2 separate regions of the Homo sapiens genome follow, and region 2 is linked to region 1. Evidence: read pairs that join two places in POLR2A ChIA-PET (ENCODE). Cell type or tissue: GM12878. All regions are shown on one strand. Each heading gives the region's core, and the rest is flanking DNA. Links, peaks and the distances in the headings are about the cores only.

Region 1 (8,323 bases), core at 153-8,152:
GTATTCAGGCCACTAATCCAGCAGGGCCGCACCCTCGTGAGTGCTCCTGGGCTCAGGGGTCTGGGTTTCTCAGAGGAGGGGCATTGGTGCAGGGCTCCCTCTGACCTCTGCCTCCCCATTCTAGGACTGTGCACTACAATCCCACCAGCACAAAGCACTTCTCCTTCTCCGTGGGTGCTGTGCCCCGGGCCCTGCAGCCTCAGCTGGGTATCCTGCGGTACTTCGCCTCCTACATGGAGCAGCACCTCATGAAGGTGTGAGGGCTGGGGCTGTGGTACATTGAAACCTAACCCATCCTGGCCGGGTGCGGTGGCTCACGCCTGTAATCCCAGCACTTTGGGAGGCCGAGGCGGGTGGATTATGAGGTCAGGAGATCGAGACCATCCTGGCTAACAAGGTGAAACCCCGTCTCTACTAAAAATACAACAAATTAGCCGGGCGTGGTGGCGGGCGCCTGTAGTCCCAGCTACTCGGGAGGCTGAGGCAGGAGAATGGGCGAACCCAGGAGGCGGAGCTTGCAGTGAGCAGAGATGGCGCACCATTGCACTCCAGCCTGGGCAACAGAGCGAGACTCCATCTCAAAAAAAAAAAATAAAGAAAAGAAAACTAACCCATCCTGATCCCTCTGATTCCCCCTTGGTGGTGGTTGGGGTTGCTGAAAGCTAGAGGATAAGGCATACACTAATGGGGAGGGGGCTGTCTCACGCTGGATCAGTGACCTGCCCTGATCCTGCTCCCAGGGTGGAGATCTGCCCAGTGTGGAAGAGGTAGAGGTACCTGCTCCGCCCTTGCTGCTGCAGTGGGTCAAGACGGATCAGGCTCTCCTCATGCTGTTTAGTGATGGCACTGTCCAGGTAAGAGCCTATCCAGGAGTTGCGGGAAGGTCTGGGAGGCCCAGGGTGCTGGGGAGGAAGCTGGGCCCGGAGCCTAGGTCCTGACCACTGTCATGCTCTGTGTGCAGGTGAACTTCTACGGGGACCACACCAAGCTGATTCTCAGTGGCTGGGAGCCCCTCCTTGTGACTTTTGTGGCCCGAAATCGTAGTGCTTGTACTTACCTCGCTTCCCACCTTCGGCAGCTGGGCTGCTCTCCAGACCTGCGGCAGCGACTCCGCTATGCTCTGCGCCTGCTCCGGGACCGCAGCCCAGCCTAGGACCCAAGCCCTGAGGCCTGAGGCCTGTGCCTGTCAGGCTCTGGCCCTTGCCTTTGTGGCCTTCCCCCTTCCTTTGGTGCCTCACTGGGGGCTTTGGGCCGAATCCCCCAGGGAATCAGGGACCAGCTTTACTGGAGTTGGGGGCGGCTTGTCTTCGCTGGCTCCTACCCCATCTCCAAGATAAGCCTGAGCCTTAGCTCCCAGCTAGGGGGCGTTATTTATGGACCACTTTTATTTATTGTCAGACACTTATTTATTGGGATGTGAGCCCCAGGGGGGCCTCCTCCTAGGATAATAAACAATTTTGCAGAATTGGACTCCCCCTCACTCGCAGTAGAGCCCGTGGACCGTGGCCACCGCGAAGAGCGAGGTGTTGGTGTAGGAGACCGAGGCCAGCCCATCGCGCGCCACGTCCCAGAGCGCACGGCTGACCACGTGAACGCCCTGGCCCGCGCGCGGCCCCAGCACCACACTGCATACCAGCTTGTAGCGTGGCGGGCTGAGCTCGCGCAGGCGAACGTGCACCTGCTCGCAGAGCTCCCGCACCAGCCGCGCGGCCTCGTCGCTGGAGTAGCACGCGTCGTGCAGCCCTGCGGCCAGCGCCGCCTCCAGGGCACGCTGTGCACGCGCAGCCTCCCAGCGCTCCCCGGGCACTGGCTCCGTGCGGTAGGAGGGCGCCACCCAACGGGCGGGCGCCAGGGGCAACCCTGAGAAGCTGACCCTTGAGCCCAGAGGGGGCACCGGGCCCAGGGATGGCCGCTGACCCCCAGGACCCGCGCCTGGCCCGACCAGCGAGTTGCGGCGGGAGAAGGACGCGGCCAGGCCCAGCATGGAGCCCCGGCGCGAGGCCGGGGCTGGACCTGGACCTGCCGGTCGGGCCTCATCAATGCTGGGCAGGCAGCCTCGGGGCCGCACCGGTGAGGGTTTCCGCCCGGAGTCTTTGGCATTCTCCTCCTCCTGGCGTCCCGGGGGCAGAGGCCTGCTGGCCATGGACCTGCTGGCTGGAGGAACCACACTCAGGGTGGCCTTCACCAGGCATCTGTCTACCCACCCCAGCCTCTTGCTCAGTGATGTCAAGGGTTTTTACCTTCTACCCCCTTCTTACCTGTGTTTTAGAACAAGTGGATCAGATAGTCCCAGGCTGCCTGGGTTCCTAGGTGCTGAGAAGGTTAAAGGCTGTTAGACACATGAGCAGGGGACAGGAGGCTGCTAGGACTGGGATCCTCGGCTAGTCCTTGCCGACTGAGCTCCTTCTCTGGGCACTATGGAAGTTAGCCAGGTACGCTCGGAGTCTTAGAGACTGCCATTTCTCCCTTCCACCCGACTTCTCTGGAAGGAGAGGCAGGCCTCTGCCTCAGCCTGGACTGTGGAGGCAGAGCCTCCAACCCCTAACCAGGAAGGACTGACAGACTCAGCTCCTTCAACCCCACAGATCCTTCCAGCCCTGGGGGTGTTGAATCCAGTCATCTTCCACCCAGATCTACTCTAGGGTGGCTGGCACAAAGATCTCCCCTACACCTGGCCCAGGCTGAGGGCAGATGACTCATGAAGCCCCCTTCCACCTTCTGCCTTTGGCCTCTGATCCCACTTCCTCCAGAATCAGTTCTGAGATGGCTGCCCTCTGCTCCCGAAACTCCCTCAGGCACCTGAGTCACCCGCAGGCTTTGGCTTCTGAGTTCTGTCCTGGCTGCACAGCCCTGGCCCCGCTGGCCTGAAGGGCAAGTGGGAGGGGAAAGACCTGTGTTGTGGAGTTGCCATGGGTTGCTAGAGCAAACACTCCTCCCTCCCAGGATCCCTCCCTCCAGTCTGGCTCTGGCTTAACCTGAGAGCATTGTTGCTGTGAGCATGTGCTGAGCATGGGGTGCCCCTGAGTCATCAGGGAGAGCGGCCGACAGGGTCTTGCAGCTTAGAGGCAAACTTCCTAAGCGCAGGCAACAGAGGGGCAGATGTAGAGCAAGGCTGTGGTCAGAAAGGCTTTGTCCTACCCCAGGACTCTTGAGCCAGGGCCCATTTTCTCCCCTTGTGGAATGGCCAGATGACTGGCCATTCGTGAACAAGTCACAGAGGCCTAGGTTAGGGGGAGATCTTGAGGCTGCGGGGGTGGTGGCTCAGGAATCCAGAGTCTGGGCCCACAGGAAGGAACACGTCATGGCTCTGTTGTCTCCCCATCGGCCTCGACAAGGACAAACATTTCCGCTCCCGGCGCAGAGTTAGGGTGGGGCTTGGATGACTTCCTCAGTTCAGGGCTATGTGCGGGGGAGGGGAGGCCCACTGGCTCAGCTGGTAGGCACCAGGCCTTATAAAGTGGCAGTGACTCGGCAGTGAACCCCGAGTCCAGCCTCGTGACCTTTGCTGACCCAAGTGTCCTGGGGCTTGTCCCTAGCTGGCTACACCTCTAGTACCTAGGTTTCCCCAAAGTTACATTTCAGAGATGGCAGAGGCTGTGACACCTCTGCCAGGGCTGACAACTCATGTGACTCCTCCTCTGGCAGGGATGGGACTGTCCCCTCCCAAACAAGCCAGGTCGGGGCCCTGACCCATCTATGGGGGCGAGGATTTTCCCTGTTGAGTGGGGGTTTCCCCGGCCTGGCTAACCGGATCCTGACCCTGTGTGCCTGTGGAGGAGGGAAGGGTTAGGAGGGCAAGGAGTTTGAACTCTGAACCTAGGGCAGGCTCAGCTTCGGGGGCTAAGACCCTCGTATGGCGCTTAATGCCCCTCTAAGGGCTGAAGTTTTCCCTGGGCCTGCCCGGGAGATGGGTGGAGTCTCTTCTCAGGCCAGCTCCAGTTTCCATGGAAACCCACAGGCTTCCCACCCCGTCGGCTGCCTGGGCAGACTCCCAGCCAGGGCCTCTTTCGCCGCCGCCGCCGCCGCCAGCCAGCCAGCTTCTTCCCAGGACCATAGGCCACTCCAGCCTCAGCTTCTCCTGGCCCCCTCCCTGTGTCTGTTCCTGTCCCCGAGCCTCTGGCCTCTGATGCCTTCAGGAGCTTGGGCCTCTCCTGCTCCACTCCTAAACTTCAGCTTCTCAGCAAACAGGCCTCCCAAGTCCCTGCTTCTCCCTCTCAGGCCTTGCTAACCTCACCAGCTCTAGGGCCTGGCCAGGCCTCCCAGGCTCCCTCCTCCACCCCAACCCCTTCTCACTCATGGAGCCCTTGGGACTGGTCGTGCATGGGAAAGCTGAACCTTTTTCCGCAGCACTCCGAAGCCTTGTCAACAACCCGCGATACAGGTGAGGGGTGGGCCCTGCCTGCGGGTTTTTCTTAGCTGGCTCTGTGGGCCCCAGGACTCTAAGGAGGCCCTGGTGAGAAGAGGCTGGGAATTAGAACTTGGCCATCCTCCCTGGTGAACTTAGGCTATGGGGAGGTCAAATGTGGAACATGGCTACTGGTCACTCAGTGTCTGTGAGACCCTGAGGGCCAGAGGCAAGGCTGGCGGGGTGGAGCTGCTGTGTGAGCTCAGGCAAAGCCCTTCCTTCTTTGGACTTTGGCCCCTGGCAGAAGAAAATGATTCTCAGCCCCTGGGATCCTTAGAGATGGTGGGTCATGATTCCCCTCCTCCCTCCACTCACTCAGCTTGGTATTGAGGCCTCACTGCTAGAAGAAGAGGAACAGATGACCTGTTCTGGGAACTGAGGCTTCACAAGAAGAACAAAGCTCCAGAGATTGAGCCATAGTCCCTGACAGGAAGCCTCGGGGGTGCTGGCTGCTCCCTGCTGGCCGGGATGCCAGTGGTGTCTGAAACCAGGGGTAGAGTTTACAGGAGGCCGGGCTGCTCAGGAGAGCTAGAATGAAGTTCTCTGTCCTCATGGTCTCAGATCTGAGCTCTTCCCCAAAGGGTGGTGACTTCCATCACCCTGCTTCTTTGGGGTCACAGTCTGGTCTGGGTAATGTGAACCCCCCAGGCTTTGGACCTGGGACTAAGAGGCTCTAGGAGGCTCCAGCCTCATCTGCCTCCTATCCCCTGCCTTGTTCAGAGGCCCAGAGCTGGGGCCGGAAGTGATCATGAAGATGGAAACTGTGGTCTGGCTCATGATGGTGCATCACTGCTGTGTCTGTTTGCAGTCGTTGTGCACTCTGTGCCCCACACCCCCACACCCTCCTGTCTGGAGGAGGGCTGAAAAAAAGCTGAGTTTGCAGCTGGTGGAGGAGGAGCCAAAAGAAGCTTCCCTGCCCCCAAGACTCAGGCTGGGGAGGAGAGGGGAAGGTGGGATCAACCTTGCTTCTATTAGCCCAGATGCCCCTCAGTAATCAAGCATAGTCATCTCCTCTGAGACCTGAGGTTTAGGATTATTGTCCCATTTCATGGGTGAGAAACCTGAGATTCAAAGATAGGAAGTCACTTGCCTATGGTACCCATTAGGTGGAGCTGGGACTAGAACTCAGGGCTTTGGGTCCCAGACCTTCTGCTGGAGGGACGAAGCCCTGTCTCTTACATTCTGGTTAGGAAACTAAGACCCAGAGTGGGCAAAGGCACAGCCCAAGTTGCACTCCGGGTGCTGGCCTCCTCCCCGCTGCCTCTCTGCCTGTCTCCCACAGTGATGTTTGCTTCGTGGTTGGTCAAGAACGGCAGGAGGTATTTGCCCATCGGTGCTTGTTGGCCTGTAGATGCAACTTCTTCCAGCGACTTCTGGGCACAGAGCCAGGCCCCGGGGTGCCCAGTCCTGTGGTGCTAAGCACTGTGCCAACTGAGGCCTTCCTGGCAGTGCTGGAGTTCCTATATACCAACAGTGTCAAGCTGTACCGCCACTCTGTGAGCCTGCTGACCAGGGGCCTGGGTGGGAGAGGTGGGGGGTGCCAGAGGCAGGAGTTTGCCCATTACACTGTGGGCACAGGGCAGGGGAAACTCCCTTCCACTCCCCCAACCACCCACTCTACAGGTGCTGGAAGTGCTGACAGCGGCTGTGGAGTATGGGCTGGAGGAACTGAGAGAGGTGGGTTTTTGTGCCAGGTCCCTGTCTCATTTCCCTTGCTTCTCACGGGCTCACTTCCCGCCCTGCCTCACACACACTCTGGCCTGGAGAGGAACGTGTGCCCACACAGAGAGAAGTATGTATATCTCTCCCAAGTAAGTAGGGCATGTATGTGTGCCTGTGTGCAAAAGGATCCATGCATGCCTGCCCTGTGTGTGCTGTGGGAAGAGGGGGTGATTATGGCTGGTGCTGTAGATACAAAGATATCAGCCTTGATCCGTGTTCTCCAGAGAGGGAGAGGAGACAGACACATGAAAATGCTTACCTGGGTGGCATAAGAAGTGTGATAGAGGCCGGGCGCAGTGGCTCACGCCTGTAATCCCAGCACTTTGGGAAGCTGAAGCAGGTGGATCACTTGAGCCCAGAAGTTCCAGACCAGCCTGGGCAACATGGTGACACCCCATCTCTACTAAAAGCACAAAAATTAGCCAGGCATGGTGGCACACACCTGTTAATTGCAGCTACTTGAGAGGCTGAGGCACAAGAATCGCTTGAACCTGGGAGGCAGAGGTTGCAGTGAGCTGAAATCGTGCCACTGCATTCCAGCCTGGGTGACAGAGCAAGACTTGCCCTCAAAAAAAAAAAAAAAAAAAGAAAGTGTGATAGAGAAGCGTGAATGGTGCCGAGACTGTATGGGGGGACTCTCCAGTCCCGCCACTAGGGAGAGGAGAAGACTTCCCAGAGGAGGAAACATTTGTGTTCGATCTGGTAGAACAAATAGGATTTTGTTCCTAGGGGAAGTGGGAAGATGGTATTCTAGTCACAGAGGCACCAAAGGAGCTAGTGAGACATTTGGTGTGTCTGAACTGTGAGGAGAGGGCAAGACGAGACTGCAGAGGACGCCAGGGCCTGGTTCATGTAGGGCCCTCAAGCTTTTGGACTTCTTTTAAGCAGAGGGCAGTGGAGATTCACTGAAGGTTTCCGATAAGGGAGTGAAGAATTGGAAACTCAGGGGAGAAGGGATTGGAAGAGGTGGAGAGGACTCGCTAGTCCAGTCAGGAGGCTAGTGCAGCAGTCAAGAGATGAGAGATGTCACGGATGAAATTCAAGTTTCTGCTAAAAATAGAAGTATCCTTGAGTCAGGAAGGGAACAAGTGGAGGAAGATAAGCATCCTGAAAGAAGGGGAGAATTTTGCATGGCCTTTATCTGGTTTTGATTAGTGGCGAATGTACTAGAAGGTGGGTGGCTGGGCTTGGTTTTGCTAGTCTCCAGTTCCTGTAAGCCTGCTGTCTCAGGCTCTAGCAATTCCCTGCCTCCCCTGGCCTGGGTCAGGATGGGTCTGGGGCTGCTGGGTGACTCACCGCTCCAAGCCTGCTCACTGCTTCTGGGGTGGAACTAGTGTCTTGGAGCAGGGACACCGCCACCCAACCCACATTCATTTCTGTTCCCAGCTGTGCCTGCAGTTTGTGGTGAAGGTGCTGGATGTGGACTTGGTTTGTGAGGCCCTGCAGGTGGGTGCTGCTGGACAGGCATGGTAGGAGTCTGGCTCTGTGTGTGGAAATGGGCTCCCAGCACCTGGGAGCCTGGGCCTGCTGTGTCTGGCCTGGAAATAACTTGGGTACATGGTGGTGGTGGGGGTGCTCCAAGGATGTTTATAGGATGAATTCTGTGCCTAGATCTGTGGGATCCTGGGTGTATCAGCAGGGTCAGGTGCAGGAGCAGGTGTTGAAGGGGCTGGAGGTCTTTGCTGGTCTTCTGTCTGTCAGGGCTGGGGAATGGTTCTCAGCTTGACTTGGGGTAGGGAAAGGGTGGCTGTAGACTTTAGAAGTCAAGCTGGGTCAGGCACAACGGCTCACACCTGTAATTTCAGCACTTTTGGAGGCCGAGGCGGGCGGATCAAGAGGTCAGGAGATCGAGACCATCCTGGCTAACACGGTGAAACCCTGTCTCTATTAAAAATACAGAAAATTAGCCTGGTGTGGTGGCATGCTCCCAGCTACTCTGGAGGCTGAGGCAGGAGAATCGCTTGAACCCGGGAGGCAGAGGTTGCAGTGAGCCGAGATTGCGCCACTGCACACTCCAGCCTGGGCAACAGAGTGAGACTCTGCCTCAAAAAAAATCAAGCCTAGGTCCCAGGTGGGGTTTGAAGGCCATGGCGTGGTCTCCTGTAGGGAAGAGCAGGTTGTAGAGTGAGTCCACGTGTGTGTGTGTGTGTGTGTGTGTGTGTGTGTGTGTGTGTGTGTGTGTGTGTAGCAGGCTTT
Region 2 (8,323 bases), core at 96-8,095, 890 kb after region 1:
ATTAAATCAGACCGTAGAAGGGTAAAGGAAAGCTTTAAGTTGAATTTTGAATGTTGAGGTAAGTTTCCTAGATAGGAAAGTAGTAAGAGCTAGAATTCTAGGCAGAGCATACACAAAGGTGTGGAACTGTGAAAAGTATGTGGTGTTCATAAAACTAAGTTGGAAGGTAGATTTATTTTCTCCATATAAAAACAGCATTCCCACGGTAATTAGTGCTGCTGCTTTTGCTATTTATAAATAAAAGAGGCAGTTTAGAAGGCCAAATTCTGAAGATCTAGTCTTTACCTGCTCCTCTTTCAGATATTTTTCTCATGGAATAAGATTAAGTGGTAGGTTGAAATATATCACTAGTTTGTGTTCAGTGGTTTCTTTTGTACATTGTATAGCCATTTAATACTCTTACCAGCAATAATATCACTTCAGAGTTATTAGTTCATCCTTTCTGTATAGTTTGATGTGGTAATGGAAAGCAGATCTTTTTTGTTTGCTCCTTTCAAACAATCCCCATTATTTCATACTGGGATTGACTAAAATCTGATGATACATATATATATTTTTAATTTTGTCTTTTGGTTCTATTTTCTTTGTAGATACTGAAGTACTCTTTCCCAGTGGGACTAAGAACCAGCAGAACAGATATACTTTCTCTCAAGATGTCTCTCCAGCAAAACTTTTCCCCATGTCCAAGGCCTTGGCTTTCCTCATCATTTCCAGCGTATATGAGCAAGACACAGTGCTATCATACATCCCCCTGCAGCTTTAAAAAGCAGCAGAAGCAAGCACTTCTAGCCAGACCCTCAAGCACCATCACTTACCTAACTGACAGCCCAAAGCCAGCATTATGTGTAACTCTGGCAGGACTAATCCCCTTCGTTGCTCCACCACTGGTCATGCTGATGACAAAAACTTATATTCCCATATTAGCTTTTACTCAGATGGCTTATGGAGCCAGTTTCCTATCTTTCTTGGGTGGGATCAGATGGGGTTTTGCTCTACCAGAAGGTAGTCCAGCCAAACCAGACTACCTTAATTTAGCTAGCAGTGCAGCTCCTCTTTTCTTTTCATGGTTTGCCTTCCTTATTTCTGAAAGACTTAGTGAAGCCATAGTCACAGTAATAATGGGTATGGGAGTAGCATTCCACCTTGAACTTTTTCTCTTACCACATTATCCCAACTGGTTTAAAGCCCTGAGGATAGTAGTCACTTTATTGGCCACTTTTTCATTTATAATCACTTTAGTAGTTAAAAGTAGTTTTCCAGAAAAAGGACATAAGAGACCTGGTCAAGTATAAAAAATATAAAAGTCTGGGAAGTGAGGAGCACCTCTGCCCAGCTGCTGCCCCGTCTGGGAAGTGAGGAGCGCCTCTGCCTGGCCGCCTGACCATCTGGGAAGTGTGACAAGCGCCTCTGCCCGGCCGCTGTGCAACCTTCCACGTGTGAAGTGACAGCCTTGTGTGTGATCTTTTCTGTCTTCCCCAAGTTTGCATTTTCGACATTAAAGTTTACTTTTTAGTTAAAAGTTTTAAAAATATATATATATAAATACACTGTAGATAACATTTGTATGCCAGCTACACCTTTTTCTACTTCTGTTTGGCTTTTTTTCCCCACACCAATGGTAATTTATCTTCACAGATTGTTCTTCATTTCTAGAAATTGTTACTTCATGGTAATTACTTGAGCAAAAGCTTGAAAATCCCTGACAAGTACTTTTCATCTCATAGTATATTAGTTTTCACTCAGTCATTTTATGAATAATATAGTTATCCACTTAAACATTTCAATATTTTAACCATCTTGAAAATTAAAGATTAAAAATCCCCTTTGTTAGAGTCTTGTGATCATTGAAAAGAATGCACATATTCTCCCACTTCAAGCGGAAAACCTCGTATCTGTGAGTATCTGAAAAGAAAAGGTAGTTCCATTGAGTTTTCACAGGAGTTACCACTGGGAAAGGCATGTCCAAACTTATTTCACATGGTATAACCCAATTATATGAGCTAAAAGGATCTATGGCTCTAAAGTCAGTAGGGAGCAGTGTCATGAGGGAAAGCCACATTCAAAGGTAAGTTGGACATGTTTTCCAGTTTTTATTAGGATATTTGGCATGGTACAGATAACAACTTGTCCCTTACCACCAAACACATAATAGCTGGTCAAAATGATTATTTTCAAAGGAAACTATTTAAAATAAAGCCACTAGTACATATAAATTAGGAAAGAAAAGTCAAGCTGGAGCCATCTTGATATTCTAATGAGCAGGCCTATCTAGTTCTACATCTTTTTTTTTGAGATGGAGTTTCATTCTGTCGCCTAGGCTGGAGTGCAGTGGCACGATCTTGGCTCACCGCAACCTCCACCTCCCGAGTTCAAGCGATTCTCCTGCCTCAGCATCTCTAGAGTAGCTGGGATTATAGGCACGTGCCACCATGCCCAACTAATTTTTTGGTGTGTATTTTTAGTAGAGGTGGCATTTCACCATGTTGGACAGGCTGGTCTAGTTCTACATCTTTTAAATCACAGAGAAGCTTTTAGCTTTGGTGTGTTTTTGTTTTTGTTTTGTTTTGTTTAAACGCAGGGTCTCACTCTTGCTCAGGCCAGAGTGTAGTGGTGTGGTCATGGCTCACTGCAGCCTCGACCTCCTGGGCTCAAGCAATTCTCCCACCTCAGCCTCCTGAGTAGCTGGGACTACAGTTGTGCACCACTATGCCAAGCTAATTTTTTAATTTTTTGTAGAGACAGGGTCTCCCTATGTTGCCCAGGCTGGTCTTGAACTGAGCTCAAGCAATCCTCCTGCCTAGGCTCCCAAAGTGTTAGGATTGCAGGCGTGAGCCACTGCACCCAGTGCAGAAGCTTTCTTAAAACAGCAAAAGCAACACCTTAGATTTTCACTTGAAAACGTAGTCTCTAATCACTCTACTTAAGGTGGAGAAAAAAAGAATTAACAGAAAACCTAGTTTTCTGAAATTCCTAGTCTCACCAAAAAGGAAAAACATTAAAAATGGTCTAAGGATTAAAAATGGTCTAAGGATATAGATCAGGATATAGTATAACCTGGAATTTTTTTTTTTTTTAGATGGAGTTTCACTCTTGTTGCCCAGGCTGGAGTGCAATGGCGCTATCTCGGCTCACCGCAACCTCCGCCTCCCGTGTTGAAGCGATTCTCCTGCCTCAGCCTCCCGAGTACCTGGGATTACAGGCATGCGCCACCATGCCCAGCTAATTTTGTATTTTTAGTAGAGACAGGGTTTCTCCATGTTGGTCAGGCTGGTCTCAAACTCCCAACTTCAGGTGACCCACCCACCTTGGCCTCCCAAAATTCTGGGATTACAGACATGAGCCACCGTGCCCGGCCTGTATATTTTTTAGAGATGATGTTTCCACTCAGTCTCAATCTGATTCTACTCAGATTGTTTTGATAAGGAAACTCACTTCTTTGTTATTAAATTGCATGAATGCTATACAAATTTAAGACTTTTCCATAATCTGAATTAAATGAATTATTTTCCAGAATAGAGGCAAATCATATTTTTAGGCTAATTGCCTAATTTTACTTAAAAATGCTATTTTTCCAGGTGAATTACAGTGTATGCTTCTTTAAGAAAACTGATTTTTAAGTACATTTGATTAAGTACATTGGCAGGATACTTAGAAGCATATCGGATTGTTAAACATTTTGGAGGTAGATCACTTTAATCATTTCTCAAAAAACAGAATTAAATGTAAAATGAAATGTGCAAGTCCTTAAAGTTAAAACAAAACCAACTAAAAAACTTGTGCAATCCTACTACAGTTTGGTAACCCAGAATGCCACTGATAAAGTAATACAAAGAAACAAAAAAACTAGATACTTTATTAGTACATTCTTTTAAAAACAATCTTGTTAGCCTGGTGAGGTGGCTCATGCCTGTAATCCCAGCACTTTGGGAGGCCAAGGCAGGCAGATCACCTGAGGTCGGGAGTTCGAGTCAAGCGTGACCAAGATGGAGAAACCCCACCTCTACAAAAAATACAAAATTAGCTGGGCCTCGTGGTTCATGCCTGCAATCCCAGCTACTCAGGAGACTGAGGCGGGAGAATCGCTTGAACCCGGGCGGCAAAGGTTGCGGTGAGCCAAGATCATGCTATTGCACTCCAGTCTGGGCAACAAGAGCGAAACTCCATCTCAAAACAAAAACAAAAACAAAACCAATCTTGTCATTACCTAGGAATAATAAGCATATTTACAGTCACCTATTTTCAGGGATCTTCGGGACCTGTTAAAACACTGACTGCCTTGACATTACATTTCTGCCACAGCTGTGCAAAGCACACCCCTTCAAAGTGTCATTTTCAGTTGCTACTAGACAATGAGAAATTAGTTGTAGAAGTATTTTGTAAATCTGTTTTGAATCAGAATACAGATTCTCTGTAACTAGAAATAGTAAAGGCACATGAGTTATAGCTTAGTCTATAAATTATCTTTATTCTTTGACATCTTACAGATCTCTACACAGACATCTGTGACCCTTCAGACGTTCAGGATGCCCCAGAGAAGGGAACATAGAGCTTCCTGTCTGCATTACATAAACTTTTCCTAATAAATGCATATGGTTAAGTTATAAGGAAGGTATAGTTGTAGACTAAACCAAATATTTTTTGTTTTATTTTTTTTTGAGACAAAGTCTTGCTCTATGGCCCAGGCTAGAACACAGTGGTATGATCTCAGCTCACTACAACCTCCACCTCCTGGATTCAAGTGATTCTCCTGCCTCAGCCTCCTCAGCAGCTGGGATTACAGGCATGTACCACCACCTGCTGCCAATTTTTTGTATTTTTAGTAGAGACGGGGTTTCACCATGTTGGCAAGACTGGTCTTGAACTCCTGACCTCAAGTGATCTGCCCACCTCAGTCTCCCAAAGTGCTAGGATTACAGGCATAAGCCACGGTGCCCGGCCTAAACCAAATAATTTGGATATGAGTGCTACCTAATTCATTAATGCAATTAAAAGTTTTCTATCTAAATAAGTTGATGATGCTTATAGTAATATACTGAAGGACCTTAGCAAAGAAATGGGAAATCGGCAGAGTGCGGTGGCTCACACCTATAGTCCCAGCACTTTGGGAGGCCAAGGTGGGCAGATCACAAGGTCAGGAGTTCAACACCAGCCTGGCCAACATGGTGAAACTCCGTCTCTACTAAAGATACAAAAAATTAGCCAGGCATGGTGGCTCACGTCTGTAATCCCAGTTACTCGGGAGGCTGAGGCGGGAGAATCGTTTGAACCAGGGAGGCAGAGGTTGCAGTGAGCTGAGATCACACCATTGCACTCCAGCCTGAGTGACAGGGCAAGACTCCATCTAAAAAAAAAAAAAAGAAACGGGAAATCAAATCCTTAAGTCAACTAGTTAAATTTTACTGTATGCAGCCGGGCACGCTGGCCCATGCCTGTAATCCCAGCACTTCAGGAGGCCAAGGCAGGTGGATCACCTGAGGTCAGGAGTTCGAGACCAGCCTGGCCAACATGGTGAAACCCCATACAGAAAAATTAGCTAGGCATGGTGGTGGGCGCCTGTAATCCCAGCTACTTGGGAGGCTGAGGCAGGAGAATCGCTTGAATCCGGGAGGCGGAGGTTGCAGTGAGCCGAGATCACGCCTTTGCACTCCAGCCTGGGCAACAAGAGCAAAATTCCATCTCAAAAAAAAATTTTTTTTACTGTATGCAAGACCTTTAATATATATTGCTCCAACTGGCCAGTAGAAATAACTTAAAAGTAACCGCATCATACACCCAGTAAATCTTTCTCTTAGAAATGAACAGAGAACAATTCTTTAGAATGCTTCTCAGGGAGAAAATGAGAAGTTTTGAGAAGCAGTTTTGTTTGGGTCAAGGGGTACTTTCAAATTACACTTATGAGTCAGTATCTATAAAAAGTTTCAGAAGTACCTACAATTTAGCCCTCTACATCCAAGCAGTAGCTTTGCAGTATGCTCTTACTTAGGTTTGCCCAAGTACAAATAAATTTTACAAAGCTTGATAATCTAATAAAATTCCCTCTTCCTAAAGCCAAACAGATAATTTTGGTGACAACAATCTAGCAAAAAAGGAAGAATTTTTTTTTCTTTTTTTTTTTTTTTTTTTGAGACAGGTTCTCATGCTGTCACCCAGGCCGGTGTGCAGTGGCACAATCTTGGCTCACTGCAGCCTTGACCTCCTGGGCTCAAGTGATCCTGCAACCTCAGCCTCCCAAGCAGATGGGACCACAGGTACAAGCCACAACGCCCGGCTAATTTTTATATATTTTTTGGTAGAGACGGAGTCTCATCACGTTGCCCAGGCTAGTCTCGAACTCCTGAGTTCAAGCCATCTTCCCGTCTCACCTCGGCCTCTCAAAGTGCTGGGATTACAGGTGTGAGCCACCATGCCCAGCCTAAAAAAGGGAGAAATTTCTAGGTGCATACTGCCTGCTGGACTGTATAGCCCATTACAACATCTGGTCACTAAGAACCTCCTATTAATTCCTTACTTGCATTCTCAGGATCAAGACAAAAAATATGAGCAAGCAAAAACTTATCATCAAGCAAAAAGGTATCTATCTATTAAAATAGCTAGATATTTCCCAAACACCCCTCCTAGGATATCTGCTGCCAATAAAAAGTTTGGGGCTAGTGAAAACTCTTGGCATTAAATAAAAGTAGGAATCTATTTCATTGGCTTTCTCTGTGGCTCAAACTATGGCCATGGAAAATTATGCTCTGGATATAATTGTGAATATAGAGGTCTTTAAACTGTGTCATTGACACTATTCCTATATCACATAAAGTTTTATGTTACAATTTATACTGCACTGGAGAAGTAGCTAAAGGGACTATTTGCCAGGAAGCTTCTAGTAAATAATTTCTACAAATTTGTAAAATAGGAGTTGTCTACACTTAAACTGGAGAATTCTACAGCATAAATGGCATTTCTATTATTAGTAAACCTGGCAAATCTGTGTGAGCTCTTTATTAATTGGGATATATTCCATATCCATTCTCACTCATATTTTTAGAAAAATCATTCTTGAGTTTATTTTTTTTCTTTAAGAGACAGGATCTCATTCTGTTGCCCAGAGTGGAGTGCAGTGGCATGATCGTAGCTTACTACAACCTCAAATTCCTGGGCTCAAGTGATCCTTCTGCCTCAGCCTTCCAAAGTGCTGGGATTATAGGCATGAGGCCACTGCGCCCAGCCTCGTTAGTCATTTATCTACCAAATACATGGAAAACTCACAGAATCAGAGGGTCTTATCACCAAATCTATGTTTGCTTTGCAAAAGGTCAGGTCCTGCATTTTCAAAATGTTCCTTGTGCTCTGTTATGCTTTATATTTCATAGCACAGCAACGCCCCCTTCACAACGACTGGTGATCATGTTACCAATTTCTGTCCATGTATCTGAATGAGGGTTATAAACTTCAACTGAGTCCAAGGTACCTGGAGCCAAAAAATCATGGCTGGAAGATCGACCTCCAGAAACATACAGAAGACCATTGACTGCCACAACACACATGCCTGCTCTAGGCACTTTCATTGAGGCAACTTCAACCCACTTTTCCTGGTTAAGAGAGAAAAAAAAAATATGTTAGCAGTGTTATGAAATGATAGTAAAGAAATCCACTGAGAAATTCGATATCCCAGTTCTTTTTACATGTTTAAATGTAAAACTATCTAGTCAGGTAAGCATACAGATTTTTTTTTCTTTTTTTTGCTTTGTTTTTTCCTTGGAGACAGGGTCTCGCTCTGTCACCCAGGCTGGAATGCACAGCAACGATCTCGGCTCAGCGCAGCCTCAACCTCCCAGACTCAAGAGCTCCTCTTGCCTCAGCCTCCTGAGTAGGTAGGACTACAGGTGTACACCACCACACCTAGCTAATTTTTCTATTGTAGAGATGGAATTTCACCATGTTGTCCAGGATGGTCTTAAACTCCTAAACTCAAGTGATTGTCCCACCTCAGCCTCCCACAGTGCTAGGATTACAGGTGTAAGCCACAGCACCCGGCCCAGAATATTTTAAAATAAACTTGAAGTGGGCATGAACAAAGTAAATTTAGAGGAATATAATTTTTTAAAAGGTCTGATTATAAAACATGATCAGGAAATGACCTAGAACTCATACACAGGACAACATTCTAAGAAACAAAGTCTATGGAATACAAGTAGGTAATACACTCAAAAATAAGCAAATAAAAACAAAAGAACCACAAAGCTCCAAGGAGAAAGAAGCTTATAAACCAAAGGATTTTTTAAAAGCCTTTAGTATTTTAATGAGTCTTAAAAATGTCCAAGAGAATGACACAGCA

Evidence for each region. ChIA-PET counts read pairs that join two places held together with the same protein. Peaks named below come from ENCODE experiments on the same cell type or tissue, not always from the same donor. Only the 100,000 strongest peaks of a DNase experiment are listed, where the experiment ranks them.
Region 2: POLR2A ChIA-PET joins it to region 1 with 5 read pairs; 3 of 35 experiments call an interaction of 5 or more read pairs at or near these places.

What each region holds. Positions count from the first base shown.
Region 1 is chr1:44,804,526-44,812,848 of GRCh38, forward strand. PLK3 (polo like kinase 3) reads left to right here. Exons shown (of 15, transcript NM_004073.4): 13 at 125-254; 14 at 741-854; 15 at 962-1,465. The coding sequence ends at 1,153. DYNLT4 (dynein light chain Tctex-type 4) reads right to left here and starts at 2,826. Exons shown (of 3, transcript NM_001377534.1): 1 at 2,800-2,826; 2 at 2,259-2,313; 3 at 1,368-2,154. The coding sequence starts at 2,143. The coding sequence ends at 1,478. It overlaps BTBD19 (BTB domain containing 19), which reads left to right and starts at 3,998. Exons shown (of 8, transcript NM_001136537.3): 1 at 3,998-4,381; 2 at 5,688-5,901; 3 at 6,029-6,082; 4 at 7,514-7,573. The coding sequence starts at 4,296. RefSeq lists enhancers at 1,295-2,145, 2,146-2,995, 2,589-3,788, 3,263-3,512, 3,847-4,696 and 3 more. In GM12878, for the core only: no CTCF peak of the experiment used is centred there; DNase peaks (open chromatin) are centred at 2,956, 3,466, 5,196 and 6,126; H3K27ac peaks cover 4,443 bases.
Region 2 is chr1:45,692,614-45,700,936 of GRCh38, forward strand. It overlaps TMEM69 (transmembrane protein 69), which reads left to right. Exons shown (of 3, transcript NM_016486.4): 3 at 591-1,823. The coding sequence ends at 1,292. IPP (intracisternal A particle-promoted polypeptide) reads right to left here. Exons shown (of 9, transcript NM_005897.3): 9 at 6,098-7,577. The coding sequence ends at 7,353. Among named protein-coding and RNA genes, the nearest start is that of TMEM69, 8.6 kb to the left of the region's middle. In GM12878, for the core only: no CTCF peak of the experiment used is centred there; no DNase peak of the experiment used is centred there.